Linked DNA regions of Homo sapiens: all the other regions are linked to region 1. A link is a loop called in an ENCODE intact Hi-C map of the cell type or tissue named here. Cell type or tissue: GM12878. All regions are shown on one strand. Region 1 has its middle 180 kb from the start of INHBA. Region 2 overlaps INHBA-AS1 (INHBA antisense RNA 1). Region 3 has its middle 110 kb from the start of LINC01449.

Region 1 (5,000 bases):
TTCAAGCTGATCTCATCTGTAAAGTTCTGGACCTGGAGAGGAAAGGCTGGGAGATGGGCTGTCCTGCCTGAGTCACTCCTTGCGGTCAAGTTAACAGGACAATGGTGAGCTTCTGCTTTGAGAAAAGGTACATACACTTTCTGTCCTGAGGACCCCTCCCCTTGCTCACCCTAGAGATGGCAAATGTGAAGAGCTGATTTATCTCTGCAGATTTGCAGCTTCTGGGATTCAGGAGTGGAGCCGCATTTGTATCCCTCTCCAGCCAGAGAAACTGGTGGACTTTCACACTGGCCAGTTGGATATGTGGAAGAAGAAATAAAGTTCATAACTTTGGGGATGCAAAGGAAACTGTTTTCATGATTCCCCAAAAAGCTAATCACAGGAGAGCTCTGTGAAGTTGGCCAAGGGCATGCTTTGAGAATGATAGATTTAACGTTTGCTTTCTTTGGCCTGGACGTTTCCCAGAGTCTCCTTATATCTTTTCTTGATACATAATGTGCATTCTAAGGGAGGCAAGGGAGGACTGTAACTTGGCACAATCTTCCTTACATGTAAATCCCTAAACTGAAACGAAAGACTACGATACGCTGACACAGAGAAGATGATGGGAAGGGAAATAAAGAGGGGACAATCATCTATAAATTTTAATAAAACTCTGACTTAATTTAGTATAACAGTCTTGTGATTTAATAAAGCACATATTAAATAATGAAAAGGTGCTTGCTTGAAATGGCTTTCAGTAAATATTGTCAACAATAACTGGCCTTTTCTTTATTGTCATAAATGTCCCTGCCAATAATACTAGATATGTAATCAAAGAATATCTACAACTCCAGTTACTGCTCTGTTTTTCCACATGTGATTTGGACCCTTTAGTCACAAATATAAGATGAAGTCTATTTACAGACACCTTTCCTTTGGCAGACACTAATTAAGAATGAGAAAGATAATGAGAAAATTTTGATAAATGAAGAATGAAGGAGAAACAAATGGTTCTCTCCAGGGTATTCCCAGAGCTCTGGCCTTGAAAGATGGGGCAAAGCAGGAATGTCAGGAATTGCAGGCATGAGAATGGAGGTGGCTGGAGATATTCCATAACCAGACCAGACAGACACTGCAGAGCACCGTGTGACATAGACTGGGGAGAAACCAGAAGGTCGGGGGAAGGGAAAAGCAAAGTCCAGAGGCCTGGACAGAGTCCAGACCAACATCCTTCCTGCTGCAGAGCTTTAGGTGGTGGACCCACAGTGGGATGTCTCATGGATGCCTTTCACAACACGGATTTGGCACTCACTCTTTGTCAAGAAAGGGGCCAGGCACCAGGGGTATATGCCAGATTTCCCACTGATGGTTGAGCTCCAGGCCCTATAAGCCTACAAAGGCTGGCTCAAGGAGGCCAGCTGTGAACACTCATGGCCCTGCAGTCTACCCTATGCCAACTCTAATGCTGGCAGGTTTTCACCTCACCTGCATTATTTTCTGCCTTTGCTGTATTTTGAAAGACAAACAGAAGATTATCTAACAAATACTGAAGTAGTCATTGGGATTACAGGGATCCACATGGTCAAAGGAGGTGAGGGGCGAACAATGAAGCTGTGTGTCCCAGGAGCTGTCAGTGTGCACATGGCTGGTCTATAGCATGAGAAAGGTAGGAGGAGGGCAGTGGATGTCAGTTTATGAAGGATAAAGGTTGTCAAAGTATTCCAATTAGGGGGCCGTCACCTACTAGCCTTCTGCTTTAAGAAGACCAGCCTGGCCAGGCGTAATGGTTCATGCCTGTAATCCCAGCACTTTGGAAGGCCAAGGCAGGTGGATCACCTGAGGTCAGGAGTTTGAGACCAGCCTGGCCAACATGGTGAAACCCTGTCTCTACTAAAAATACAAAAAATTAGCGGGTGTGATGGTGGATGCCTGTAATCCCAGCTATCTGGAAAGCTGAGGCAGGAGAATCACTTGAACCTGGGAGGCAGATGTTGCAGTGAGCCGAGATAGAGCCACTGCACTCTAGCCTGGGCAACAAGAGTGAAACTCCGTCTCAATTTAGAAAAAAGAGAAGACCAGGCTGACTACAACCCCAGGGACAGTCAGTGGCTTACACAGATCTTCTGGAACCTGATGTTATACAATTTGAGGAGCCCTTCTTAAGCAAAAAAATTCAAAACCAAGAATATATAATTAGGTATAAAACTGAACAGTTATTTAGAATGAGAAGATAAACCTCAAAAAAAATAGAACTTTAGAATGATGATAAATACCACAACCATAGGTTAAAACATGAGAATTCCAATAAATCTCTTTTGCAGAATTCTCATCAAGGAGGAAAGGAAAATGTATGAGGCCTGTATAATTGTATACACAGCATGGCGTGCTATATTCCTGAAAGGAGACAACTTCTGTTTTGACTAGCTGTCATTGAAAACAAAGTCCTCTGCTTACGATTTTACATATCTGACTTTGGAAGAATTTTCCAGAGACCAGCTTCCTGCTTTGTATATTTCAAACTTTGCTTCTCCTTGATTCTGCATAAACGTCTGGTGTCAGATGCTGCAGGACAAATTCATATCACCAGATGACGTTTGACCCTCCACTTCCTGTCACGAGGCTGGGTGCGTCAGTGCAGGGGGCCGTAGGAGTATTCCTAGAAGCCGTTCCTACACCAGGATGACTAGTAATAACTTAACTGCATTCAGAAACAACTACCAACCACAAAAATATCCCCTACTGAACCCAAACTAAATATATTCGCAACTCAACTTCCTTTTAGCTGGGGCCCCAAAGTGCTGGTGACGACGCTGACACCCTAACAGTAGGTGCACAGAGGGGAAGTCGAAACAGAAAGGGGAAGCAGTCTTAACCAATTATGGCTAAATATAGCTCACTTTTAATACATTTTACAAAAATATATGACCATGTGAACACATTGCAAGGTCTTCCCCCAGCTCTTGTAAGGGACCGTGCAAGTGAGGCCCTGAGCTGAAGTTTATTAGTTTATTAGCTAACAGGTAGATCTTTCTCTGAGGACTCACAGATCTATCTGGTGGTCTGACTGCAGCTGAGGACCCCAATCTGGAGTAATAGTAAATAGCTGTAGAAGCCAAGGATCAGAGGCGAGGCAATGCCATTGTAGTGGAAGGGATACATTCGAATGGTAATTAGCAGGTGGAACCAAGATGATTACAGTTTGGAAGAGGACAGAGTTAAAAATGTGGCACCATCTAGTCTGGCACTTGCCCCTCTTAATTTATCCAAAACATTGAACAACACTTAATAACTTGTGCCAGGCATAGTGCTTGCTGCCAAGCAGAGGGGAGGGTGTGTGACCTGGGCTGTGAACTCATACTGGCCGGCTCGCTGTAGCGTCCCCTGCCAGCCTCAGCTCCAGAGGATGTCTGTTTCTCCTCTACTCAGTCAGCAAGGGATCTTTCTCTTTGTTCTTACGAATGAGGCCACCCATTAAGATGTGTCTAGATACTTTGGCTCCCAGGTCACACCCAACTATTGCCTCTTTTTGATCCAATATATACTTTTTCCGTAAACTGGTCAAAACCCATACTTACACAGAGATGGAAAGAGGAGTATAATTTCAAATTGCAAGGGGAAGCTGGATATAACTCAGTTTTTAAATCTCGAATGTATATATTTTTGGCCTGATTTCCCACTCTGAACCCCCAAATCAGTAAAATCACAAGGTGAATGCAAACAGGAAAGAGAAAGGAGAAAACATGTCTGCCAGCCCATAGATATGACCCTGGGGCCCTGGGGGAAAAGAGAAAGCAGGCACTTTCCCATCATTACGGCTGCACCACCGCAGTAATGATGCCCTGAGAACATGAAAGCCAGCAGTAGGGGAAACCCCACCAAACATTTGAGATCCGCAGTCTAGGGATTACTCCCCGCCAGGCACTCGATCTTTGCACAAATCTTACAGCTAACGTGCTCCTTTCACAGGAAGCCTTTACTGCTTCTCAAATAATCCCGAAAGGAGAGTTGCTGGATGTCCCATAATGAATAAAACTGCTGATAGGAATGGAAAAAGTTTATGAAGGATTTGTAAACCCAAAATACCATATGTGGAGTCAGAACGTTTTATTTATACCTTTGCCTGATACTTTGCCCGCGCATACAGGATTATGGAAGAAATATATGGCCGCCTGCTGGCCCAGAATTCTCTCAGGCCATCCCCACCGGCCTGCAGGGAGCGCCGCTGACCCTGGGCCAAACGTCCTGTAGCACAAAATTCCTTTCCAAGTTGAAAGGAAAAGTAATAGAGAGTAGAATTTAAAACAGCAAACATAGGCCCGTATATTTTGTTTCTGTTTCACTCTACAAATAAAAATAAACCTAAATGGCCTCTTTTGGCATAAGATTATAGGTTAAAAAATAAATCCACAGCATATTATATAATAAGATAAGAATAATTAAGACCAATATATTTCCTTTTAAGAAACTTGATGGATAACCTTTAAGATGTTTTGAAGGTTGTGTTCAGGCCACACACATGATAGGCAATATTTTATCTTTCTTTTTTACAAAGAAAGAAAGCTAATTTTGCTTAAAATAGTAGGAGGTCTATGGGTCTTGCCTTTACCAAAGAAATAAACTTTGTTAATCACACAAAATCATCTCTAACTATTTCAAGGAAATTAGAACAAAAGCCAAACAGGGAGGTCTGTATGCACATCCATTTGCAATGTCTGTGGACAGGGAGAAGGAGCTCAGTGGATCCTTGGTAGAAATAGAATCTTGTTTGCTGACTTTCTGTGATTCCAGAGCTCCTGTGGAACCCAGAGGCTGGGCGGGGTGAGGGGGATATAAAATCTACAAGGAACACAGAATTCAATTCCAGTCTGGGTTTTACCCCTACTTCTATTCAGTAGTCTATATGGGGCTTTGACCTCAGCAGATTTTCATTCCTTGAGCCCTCTTTTCCGTGACTGTGGAAATAGAATGAATGGGCTGCATGCAGCCAGCCTCCAGGAACAGGGAAAAGAGGGTCCTTC
Region 2 (5,000 bases), 150 kb before region 1:
GTCTCCTAGAACAAATTGCAGTCCCAGCTCAGCTGGACTGAAATGAGGAAGAACTCCAGCCCAACTCCAGAAGAAAAGCTCCATTTCCCCTCCACCCCCAGTAACAGGATTTCAGACAAAGACAGTGAAGCCAGAGGTGAAAGGGTAAAGAATAGAAGCCATGTCACTTTGCCCCTGGTCATAAATTGCCTCTGTTTTCATCTGTGGAACCATCCTCGTGGAGGTAAGGGAAGACAGCGTACCATGCTGGACACAGGCGAGACCATCGTGAATTGAAGCAGTTTCCTGAAATGGAAACATGAGGACATATATGGTAAAGGGAGGCTTCTCGGTCTTTTCTGAAGGAAATTATCCAACCACAGGGACAGAAAAAAACTGGTTATATGAAGTTGAACTTTTGATCATGATGAGTTTTAGAAGCAACCCTATGTTCCTCTCCCTTCCTATGCCATCGCCACTTAGCGAGGCTCTAGCAGTGATGATAGTTCAACTCTCCCCATAATTGATATCACGGAATGTCATTAATTACAGGGATTGGGATTCAATAAAGTAAAGCAGGCTTAGTAGATCCTGCTTGAGGAATTTAACATGTGGGGCCTTGTATGTGCTCCTAAGTATTTTGACCAAACTGCGAATATGTTCTAAAAAGGACAGTTTCCAAACTGTGCAGCAAAGAGGGCAGAGTTTACCTGATGGAACTGTGTTAGTTAGATAGAAACACTTGTCATTAGGGGTATGAATGAGTATATCTGTGTATATGTTTCCATGCAAATAGAGATTGGGAAGGAACCACAGCCACCTGCCACCACCCTTTCCTCACTGAACCCTGATTTTGTTCATGCTCACCTTGTATGGCAGGGCAGTCTGGAACTCTTTCCTGCCACAGGGGGAGAATGTTGATTGATCCAGGCTAACTATGGTAATTCTATATCCTAGACAAGTGGTTCACCCAGGAATGGGCAGTTTGCACAATTCTGGCCAATGAGGTGAAGTCTGGAACTTCTGGAGTAGTGTTTCCAGCCCTTAAGAAAATGAAAATAAGAAAAATACCAATTTTTCTGTCTCTAAATGTCACTGTGTGAGGATATGATACTGGGAACAGCCATCTTGTGATCTGGAAGCAAAAGCCAAGATGATTGCAGAGATGGTTGACATCACTGAGCTCCTTACTGAACTTCCCTGGAATTTCCTGGTGCCTAGACTTCCTGTTGGGTAAGATCAGATGCACCTTTATTTATTAAGCCACTTTTAGCTAGGTTTTTTTTTGTTGTTGTTGCTTGCAGCAGAATGCATCCTAGGCGATACAAAAATCATCCCTATAGGCACAGAGTCTAGATATTATTTGGTTTGGGTGAAGAAGGAGTAACTGAGACTCATAGGGAAGAAATACTTGCCTAAATTATAGAAGGCAGACCTTCTGGCTGCACTACTGTATGTATGTTTGCCACTCTACCACACTGTTGTATACGGAATTGCTTGTTCATGTTAAGGCCATCAGCATTCACTCTCATTTGAGTGATTTTCTTATAGTGATTATGGATGTCATTTTAAATAAAACATTTAGCTTGCCTAACCGGGTAATGGGAACTCTTTAGCCACAAGGTTAGAAACTAGACTCAACCTTGTAATTTATTGCCTACAACTATAAACCAAGCCACTGTCAGAGAGCTGAGAAGAAGAATAAACAATGAGACAGCGGCTGCCTGGTCTTTTAACGATAGATGGCAAGGCTAGATATGGCCAACAATAACACCAACCCATAAATATTCTATATTTAACCTACAGTCTTAAAGTACTTTGATTTTCATTATTGATGTGTGGACACCCTCAGGGTCTTCAATTCTAAATCCCTTATCTTGTACTGCCATGTTATTAGGAAAAAGGGAAAGTGCTTTTTAAAAAAAAAAAAAAAAACTCAATATTGCATAGCTTCTTAGACTTTGGCCTTTGCATCCTGAGTGTAACAGGGTTGATGTATCTCTGATATGACAGGAGAATCCCAGCGCTGCACTATTCCTGAGGAGAACGGACTTGGTTTCTGAGTGCGGGGAGGACTGTGTGTTTAGTCAGCGTGAGGTGCAGATAAAGGGAGTTCTTAAATCATAATGTTTCAGAGTCTTGCAACTAGTTATTTAAAAAAATCTGTTATAAATAAGTCATAACATACTCTTTATAATGCCAGGGCTACCATCCTTGCCAAAAAGAGTTTTTTGGAGACAGTCTTCTCCCCCCTGTAGCATCCTGAACCCTACCGAACAGGTGAATTCATGTTGATGCATCACCATTATTGAAGGATGCTGGTATGATTCCCATTTGCTCCCCGCAAAGAATCATTACTCCAACATAAAAAAATAAATCCAAACTGAAACGTCCTCTGTGTCTGGAAAAGCTGCCATGTTTGGATCATAGCAGCCCCATCATGGCAAAGACGTCAGCAGTAGAATCATTTGACCCCAGGGCCTAGTTCCTCTAGGAGGACAGCAACGTCACCACTGTTGAAATCTTCCACTGTCATTCTGCCACATGGCAACCAAAGCCACACAGAATTAATCTTGTGCTTGGAAGATAGTCTTCCCTCAAGCAGTAATAATACTTGCATTTTCTTAACTCTCTAAAACATAAGGTCTTCTTGAAACTTTCCTGAGAACTTCTTGTGGACTGTGCAGTGGCAGCAACCTCAGTATTAACCATCTCATTCATTGGTTGTACATGTTTCAGAGGGTGGCTCCTCTAGTTCCAATGTCATTTCTGTCTTATTAACTCTTAGATGTTCTCCATTGAAGGATATTTGTCCAGTAGCCCACAGGATTATTTTCCAGTTTATTGAAAACACTTATCAATGAAGACCAGATAGGAATGAAAATAGAACTTGAGGATCAGGTGTCTGTGGCAGACTTGGTGTTTCGAAAGCCCAACTTGCTTCTTAGACAAGAGAATTTCCTTTCCGCTTTCAGTGTGTGCTGAGTGAAAATGAAAGAACTGTGTCTGGGGAGGCATGTCCTCATTTAGACACTTACAAGATCTCATCTCATTTTAGTAAAATTTACTTGCATGACTAGTAATTAAGTTTTATTAAATTAGACGTTCTCTTTTTCATTTAAAGATGAGTTTTAATTATATAAAACAACAAGTGCTGTAAAAATGATTGCATGCATTTATTTGAGCTTTGAGTGCCCTCTACTGGAACAAGAGAAAAAGTAAAAAATCAATACTACCTTGATCTTGCATAGTTCTGTCGTAACTACTAAGATATGATTATTAGGAAAACAATAATAACAGTAAGAACTCAACGTATCTCACTCACAGTGATTTAATAGTAATAAAATATTTTTCTAAAAATTACTTTAAAGCAGACCTAACAGTGCGCATTTTGTGGGTTTTACATTTATGGAAAGTCCTGGGTGATACTGATAAGAAGCATCTCTTTAGCTGGTTGGGCTGCTCTCTTATTTCCAGTGACTGCTTGTCTCCATGTTATGAGTTTTGAGTTGATAGCCATAGCCTCTGGAACAAGGCTGGACTCTGGATCCATTTTCTTTTCTAAGCCTTTTCCTTCCAAAACCAAGGGTGATTTCAACTTTCATTTGGATGAGGCACTTCACTTCTCAGGTTCACGGTCATTTGATCCCCTCTGCTCTGACCGCTGTCCCCCCTCTCTGCTGTAACTTCATTTGCAGCCACCCCTTGGCCTCTCCGCTCCACCTCTGACTTCCCGTATTCTGCCGTGACCTTTCCTGTGCGAACCACCAGGTTCCCTCTTTCCATTGTCACCGCCATGTCTTCATGCCTGCTCTGCTCACTGTCAGCGTGCCCAAGCCTAATCTCCTTCCCTTGTCTCTATTGAATCAGACTCTCAGTCCCTTCTTATTTCAATGTATTTCCTAACTTGTTTGGATTTCATGGTTTATTGTTTCCACCACACTATCATCAACACACACATTTCCACCAACCCTTTGATCTACTGCTGTATAAGCCTTGCAAATAGTCTATTCTACAACAGCCTAATGACTCATTCTTACCGACTCTGATTTCTAAGCTGTGAAGCACTGCTGAAGGAAGTCATTTTGCTTTGCTCACTGGGAAATGACAAATTCTATGGCCTTCAGGTGAGACCTCGGGAATGCTCAAGAATGTTTTTTTTTTTTTCTTTTCTGCTGTTTGCTTGTCTTTCAAATCCCTCAAGGATTATTCAAACCTTGACTACTTTCTTCATTCTTAAGACTTGCTTTGTTTCACAAGTTTTGGGGAAAAAATGGAGACTACTGCATCCTTAATTCACTTACCCTGAACTTTAAAATGTGTCTTTTTTTTCTTCAACTTCTGTTTTTAAGTTCTGGGGTACATGTGCAGGATGTGCAGGTTTGTTACATAGGTAAACAAGTGTCATGGTGATTTGCTGCACAGATCAACCCATCACCTAGGTATTAAGCCAAATGTGTCTTTATCTCTATTCTTCCCTTCTGCCACAGGAGATTAGTCTCTTCCCCATTTGCTTTTGATTCTATTCCCTCCTAGCCCTTCTTAGATTTTGTTCCAACAGTTTTTTCAATTTTTCTCTCTCTTCCCAGGTAATTCTCTCTTGAACTCAGACTATAAACATTCCAGATTCTTCTGGAATGCCCCCAGAAAGGGTTGTCCCTCTCCCAGTCTTAATTTCCCACAAACTGCTGCTCCACATTTTCCTTGCTTCACTGTGAAGCTTTTAGAAAGAGTAGCCTGTACTCCTTTCTGTTGCTTCTTGTCAACCACTTCCACTTCCACACAACCCAGTTTGGGTTTATTTTTCTATCACTGACCAGAAACGGCTCCCAACAAACGTAACCAGAGAGGTCTCAGTACCATCAGGTTCCCAGGATTATCTGCTGCGTTGCTCAGCCATCCTTAGCTGATGCTCCAGAGCCCAGGACAGCTACTTATGCTCCAATTCATTGCTGTGGCAGCAGGAAAAAGAAAACTACAAGGAAAGGGATATCTCTTCTCTTGAAGGACAGGTACATGTC
Region 3 (5,000 bases), 670 kb before region 1:
AAAAACTGCAAATAGCCCAAGGGCCATATATAAACAGACTCTGGGCTGGCAAGCCAGTTGGCTGACCCCTGATTTTTATGTATAATCTATGAAAGTATTCATATATTTCACATTATATTTAAGCAATTGATATTGTACTAATATTAATTACATTACAGGTATAATTTCCTACAAATGCCTTGTTTTTTTTTCCTTAAAGAGCACAGGAAACATTTACAAAAATTGACTAAATCGTAGGCCAAAAAGAAATCTTAAAATTTCCTAGATCAGGGGTTCTCAACATGTGGTCTGGGGATTTCTGGGGGTTTCCAAGATCCTTTCGGGTGATCCTCAAAGGTCAAATCTATTTTCATCATAATATGTGATGTTACTTGGCTTTTTCACTTTCAATCTCTCATGTAGATACAGTGGAGTTTTACAAAAGCTTCCTGACACATTACATCTCAACAGATTGAATGCAGAAGCAGACATGAGAATCCAGCTGTCTTCTATTGATCCAGACAGTAAAGAGATTTGCAAAATGTAAAACAATGCTACTTTTCTTCTATATTTTTCTGTTTTGAAAAACAGTAGTTTCCCATCAAAATATGTTACATATGTTAAGATGTAATGGGTATATTACTGCTACTTTAAATGAATTAATAAACATATATATTTAAATTTCTCAGTTTCTAGTATGGTAAATATTGATAGATACAAATAGCATGAACATATTCCTTAGGTGCCCTTTATAGTTTTTAAGAATGCAAAGAGGTTTTGAGAATAAAAACTTTGAGAACTACATTTCTAGAAAATACATGTACAGTCCACATCCTTTTACTGTAATACATTCATACAGTAATTAGGTATATTTACTGTTTTGATAGTGGACTAGCCCAGCCCTGAAACTTCTTAGAAACCAGCCCTCCCTTCTCACCACGGGACTATCTGCCATTCATCTAAGAAAGAAATACAAACAAGTTCAGGGCAAAAGGTACCTCTCAGTGTCTTTTCTAAAGAATTTTTGACATATGCAGTAGGGTTAGTCAACACAGGATAGGGCAGGGTCTAAACTTCAACTAAAGAGAAATGTCTAAACTGGGCTGCAGAAACAACGAATTGGGAGAATAGTAAATAATTAATAAGGGCTAACCTATGGCAGTTATATGAATTCAAGATGGGAAAGTGAAACCAAATGAAAAACCCTAATTGCATTTTTAATTGGATTAAGTGATTTCTCAACAACTGTGCAAATAATGTTAATTTTCCCTTCCAAAGCTCAAGAAAGAGATAATTGTTTTAAGAGCTAAGGCAGCTTTTAAAATAACGAATGAAGAAAAGCAAGACAAAACCAAGTCTACATGTCTCCAACCTAATGACTTGGGAAAATGGTAGAAAAATAAAAAAATAAATGCATTATTGATTGAAGTATAAAATATATTCAGAAAAGTATTCATATTATGCAGCTTGTGAATTTTCACAAAGTGAACATAGCTGAGTAAGCACCATCCACAGCAAGAAATAGAATGCAAACTCTCCAGTCACTATACCCTCTCCTCCCCCAAATAACCATTGTCTTCAGTGCTAACGCTATACATTAGTTCTTCTTCTTTCACAAATGTATATAAACGGAATCATTCATTATGAATTTACATTGCGAATTTTAACCCTTTGTATTTTCCCGCAGTTTCAACATCCCCCTAAACGGGCTGCGACGCCCCTGTCAGGTGACCGAGTGCACCAGTGTGTAAGGCTGGTCTCTGGCACAAATTCCCCGTCTTTCCCGCCTCTGCTGTGACCTAATGACATTCTGAATGTACCACTGAATTTCCCTCGTGCCCTTTGCTTGTGAACGCTACCTTGACCCCCAGTAAAGGCACTTGCCCACGGTCCTCGCTGGCTCTCAGCTCCCCACCTGCTTGGTTGAGCCCGCTTCTCCCCCATGTGGTCCCCTAGTGGCATGCGGTGATCCCTGTTCTGGGACCTGTGAGTATAATACACTGTTCTTCCTGTGCTTCTCATCTGTCCCCTCTTGTGGCTGCACCTGACTGACCATCTCATGAAAGGATACAAAACATTATTCATTTGTATTTGACATTCCTGCTCAACATTTTGTATGTGAAATTCATCCATACTCTAAGGTGTAGTGGTTATTTGTTGGTTTTCATTGATGTCAAGTATTTCATTGTATGAATATTCCCCAATCTATCCATTCTACTTGTTCATGGACAGTAATTTGTTTTTGTTTTTTTCTCCCTATCTTTTGGCTGTTACATATAGTTATGACAGGAACTCTCTTGTACATTTTTTCTGAGTGGGGGTGTGGGGGGTGGGGAGATGGGGCAAGGTGGGCTTGTTTAAGGCATTTCTGTTGGGTTTGTATCTAAGGATGCAATTACTGGGTCATATGCATATGCAGCATTAGTAGATAATTTCAATTTCACAAGTAGGAAATTGCAACAATTTACAATCCAAACAGCAATTTATGAGAATTCTAGTTGCTCCATCCTTCCTTTTTAATGTTAGCATTTTCATGGGGAGGTAGTAGCATCTTATCGTGGTTTTATTTCCCATTTTCCTTATGCTTGAGGTGGAGCATTTTTTCAGATATTCATTGGCAAATTAGACATCTTGTTTTGCGAAGAGGATATTCCTGTTCCTCCTTAGTGCTATTTTAAAAATTTGTGCTATTCATTCCTTAGTGTATTTTTAAAATTGAACTGTGTTTTTCTTATTGATTTATAGTTCTTCATATAAGATATGAGTCTTTTATTGGAAATACATATTGCAGATATGTTCTACCCATCTGTAGCTTGCCTTTTCATTCTCTTAAGTGTATCTTTTGATAAACAGAAGTTCTTTTTTTATACAGTCCAACTTCTCAATCTTTTCCTTTATGTTACTACTTTTTATGTTCTATTTAAGAAATCTTTGCTTTCTTGAAATTACAAAATAAATCTCCTATGTTGTTTTTTAGAAGCTGGATTGTTTTACCTTTTACATTTAGCAGTATATTTGTTTTACCTTTTACATTAAACAGTATATTTGGAATTAATTTTTTTTCTTTATGGTATGAAGTAGGGGTCAATAATCATTTTTTCCATTTAGAAATTCAACTGACCAAATACCACTTATTTAAAAGACTGTTCTTTCATTCTAAAGTGTCTTAAATCTGGTGTCCATATAAGAGTTGGTTTTCAGGATTTGCTATTCTGTTCAATTGGTCTATTCCCTTGTACCAGTAACATATTTTCTTAATTATTGTTAGTTTAAATTCATTTTTCATATGTGTTAGTGTGAGCCCTTTAACTTTATCCTTCTTCAAGAATAACTGGGCTAATCTCAGTCTACTAGTTGCTGCTATACTGCATTTCCGCATAAATGTTAGAATTACATTGTCAATTTTCATTGAAATCAAAAGGCGGCTGAGATTTTTATTGGGATTGCATTGAATCCAGATAAATTTGGGGACAGTTGGCATCTTTAAAATAATAGTGCTTCTAATTTATGAAGAATGCATTTATTCTGTGTATTTAGGTATTTTTCCTTCCTGTCTCTCAATAATGTTTTGTGATTTGCTATATAGAGGTTTTTCATAGAAGGTTAAATGTATTCCTAGAATTTGATGTTTGGTGATGTCATGTAAATGTTAGTTTTGTCTTTGAATTATATTTCCAAATGTTTATTTAGGACTGGTTTATTTAAAATATTGATTTTTGTATATTGTATCCAGAAAGCTTGCAGTATTCACTTGCTAAATACAATAATTTACGGATTTTCTATATTCACATCAAGTTATCTACAAATAATAGTCTTACTTCTTTTTTCTAATTCATATACCTTTCACCTCTTATTTTACCTTCTTACACTAATAGGATATTAGAAAATGTGTTGAAGAGAAGTGGTGATATGACTATTTTCTTTTCTATTCTTGATTCCAGGGTGGAAAAACTCAATATTTTGCTATTAAATTTAATATTTGCTGTAGGATTTTGTAGAGTTTAAAAACATCAATTATAGAAGTTTCCTTCTGTTTTTAGTTTGCTATTTTTTAACCTAAATTATGAATACATATTAAATTTGATCCACTTACGAAGATGATTGTATGATTTTTTCTTCTTTATTTTCTGAATTGTGATAAGTTCATCAGTTGGTTTTTTGTATGTTAAATGAAATTTGTATTGCTGGAATAAAATTTCTGAGTCATGATGTATTTCCCTTTATATATAGCAAGGTACAGTTTGCTAATACTTTCAGTAGGATTTTGCAACTATATTCATGAGAGACACAGGCCTGCATTTTCCTTTCTTGTAAATGTCGTTTCAGGTTTCATATCAAGGTTATGTTGGTCTTATCAAATGGATTGGAAAATGTTCTCTCTTTTTTTATTTTTAGGTTTTTTTTTTTGGTAAAATTTGGATAAATTCACTGGTGATGCCATCTAGGCCTTAAATTTTCTTTGTAGGAAAGTTTTAAATTACAGATTCAATTTCTTTAATAGATACAGATCTATACAGATTTTCTCTTTCCTTTTTGTGACAATTTCACAAAGTTGTATTTTTCTAGGAATTTGACTGTTTTTTAACTTTTCTAATTTATTGGCAAAAAATTAATAATCTCTTTTTATTTCTGCAATGTTTGTAGGATCTAGAAATGTCCTTTTTTATCCCTGAAATTGGTAATTTGTGTTTTTTAATCAACCTTGACAAAGTTTTATAAATATTATTAATTCACTAGTTTGTCAGTACTCCTCTGTATTGAATGTTTCTTGTCTAGTTTATTAATTTTTACTTCTTTCTCCCTTCTATTTTTTCCTTCTTCTCTTTCTCCTTTCTTGTTTATTGACTTCAGTTGTTTTACTCACTAGCATATGCTAGTAAGTAGAGACGTGCATTTTCCTTTAAGCACAACTTCAACTACAACTTTTAGGCCAGGTTTGCATTATCATTCATTTTAAAATATTACTTAACATCCACTTGGATTTCTTTTTTGAATCATAGATTATTTATAATTTTCTTGTT

The links. A loop is a pair of places that touch in the nucleus more often than their neighbours do. Peaks named below come from ENCODE experiments on the same cell type or tissue, not always from the same donor. Only the 100,000 strongest peaks of a DNase experiment are listed, where the experiment ranks them.
Region 2: it touches region 1 in a loop (3.0-fold over the local background); 1 of 110 quality-filtered maps calls a loop at or near these places.
Region 3: a loop joins it to region 1, with 3.0 times the contacts of the local background. A loop is called at or near these places in 1 of 110 quality-filtered maps.

The regions. Positions count from the first base shown.
Region 1 is chr7:41,879,136-41,884,135 of GRCh38, forward strand. No RefSeq gene overlaps it. Among named protein-coding and RNA genes, the nearest start is that of INHBA, 180 kb to the left of the region's middle. RefSeq lists an enhancer at 2,304-2,853. In GM12878, no CTCF peak of the experiment used is centred here; DNase peaks (open chromatin) are centred at 2,746 and 3,816; H3K4me3 peaks cover 811 bases; H3K27ac peaks cover 2,365 bases.
Region 2 is chr7:41,729,200-41,734,199 of GRCh38, forward strand. The region is part of intron 2 of INHBA-AS1 (INHBA antisense RNA 1); the gene reads left to right. Among named protein-coding and RNA genes, the nearest start is that of INHBA, 29 kb to the left of the region's middle. In GM12878, no CTCF peak of the experiment used is centred here; a DNase peak (open chromatin) is centred at 2,952.
Region 3 is chr7:41,205,437-41,210,436 of GRCh38, forward strand. No RefSeq gene overlaps it. Among named protein-coding and RNA genes, the nearest start is that of LINC01449, 110 kb to the left of the region's middle. In GM12878, a CTCF peak has its summit at 1,922; DNase peaks (open chromatin) are centred at 335 and 1,037; H3K27ac peaks cover 884 bases.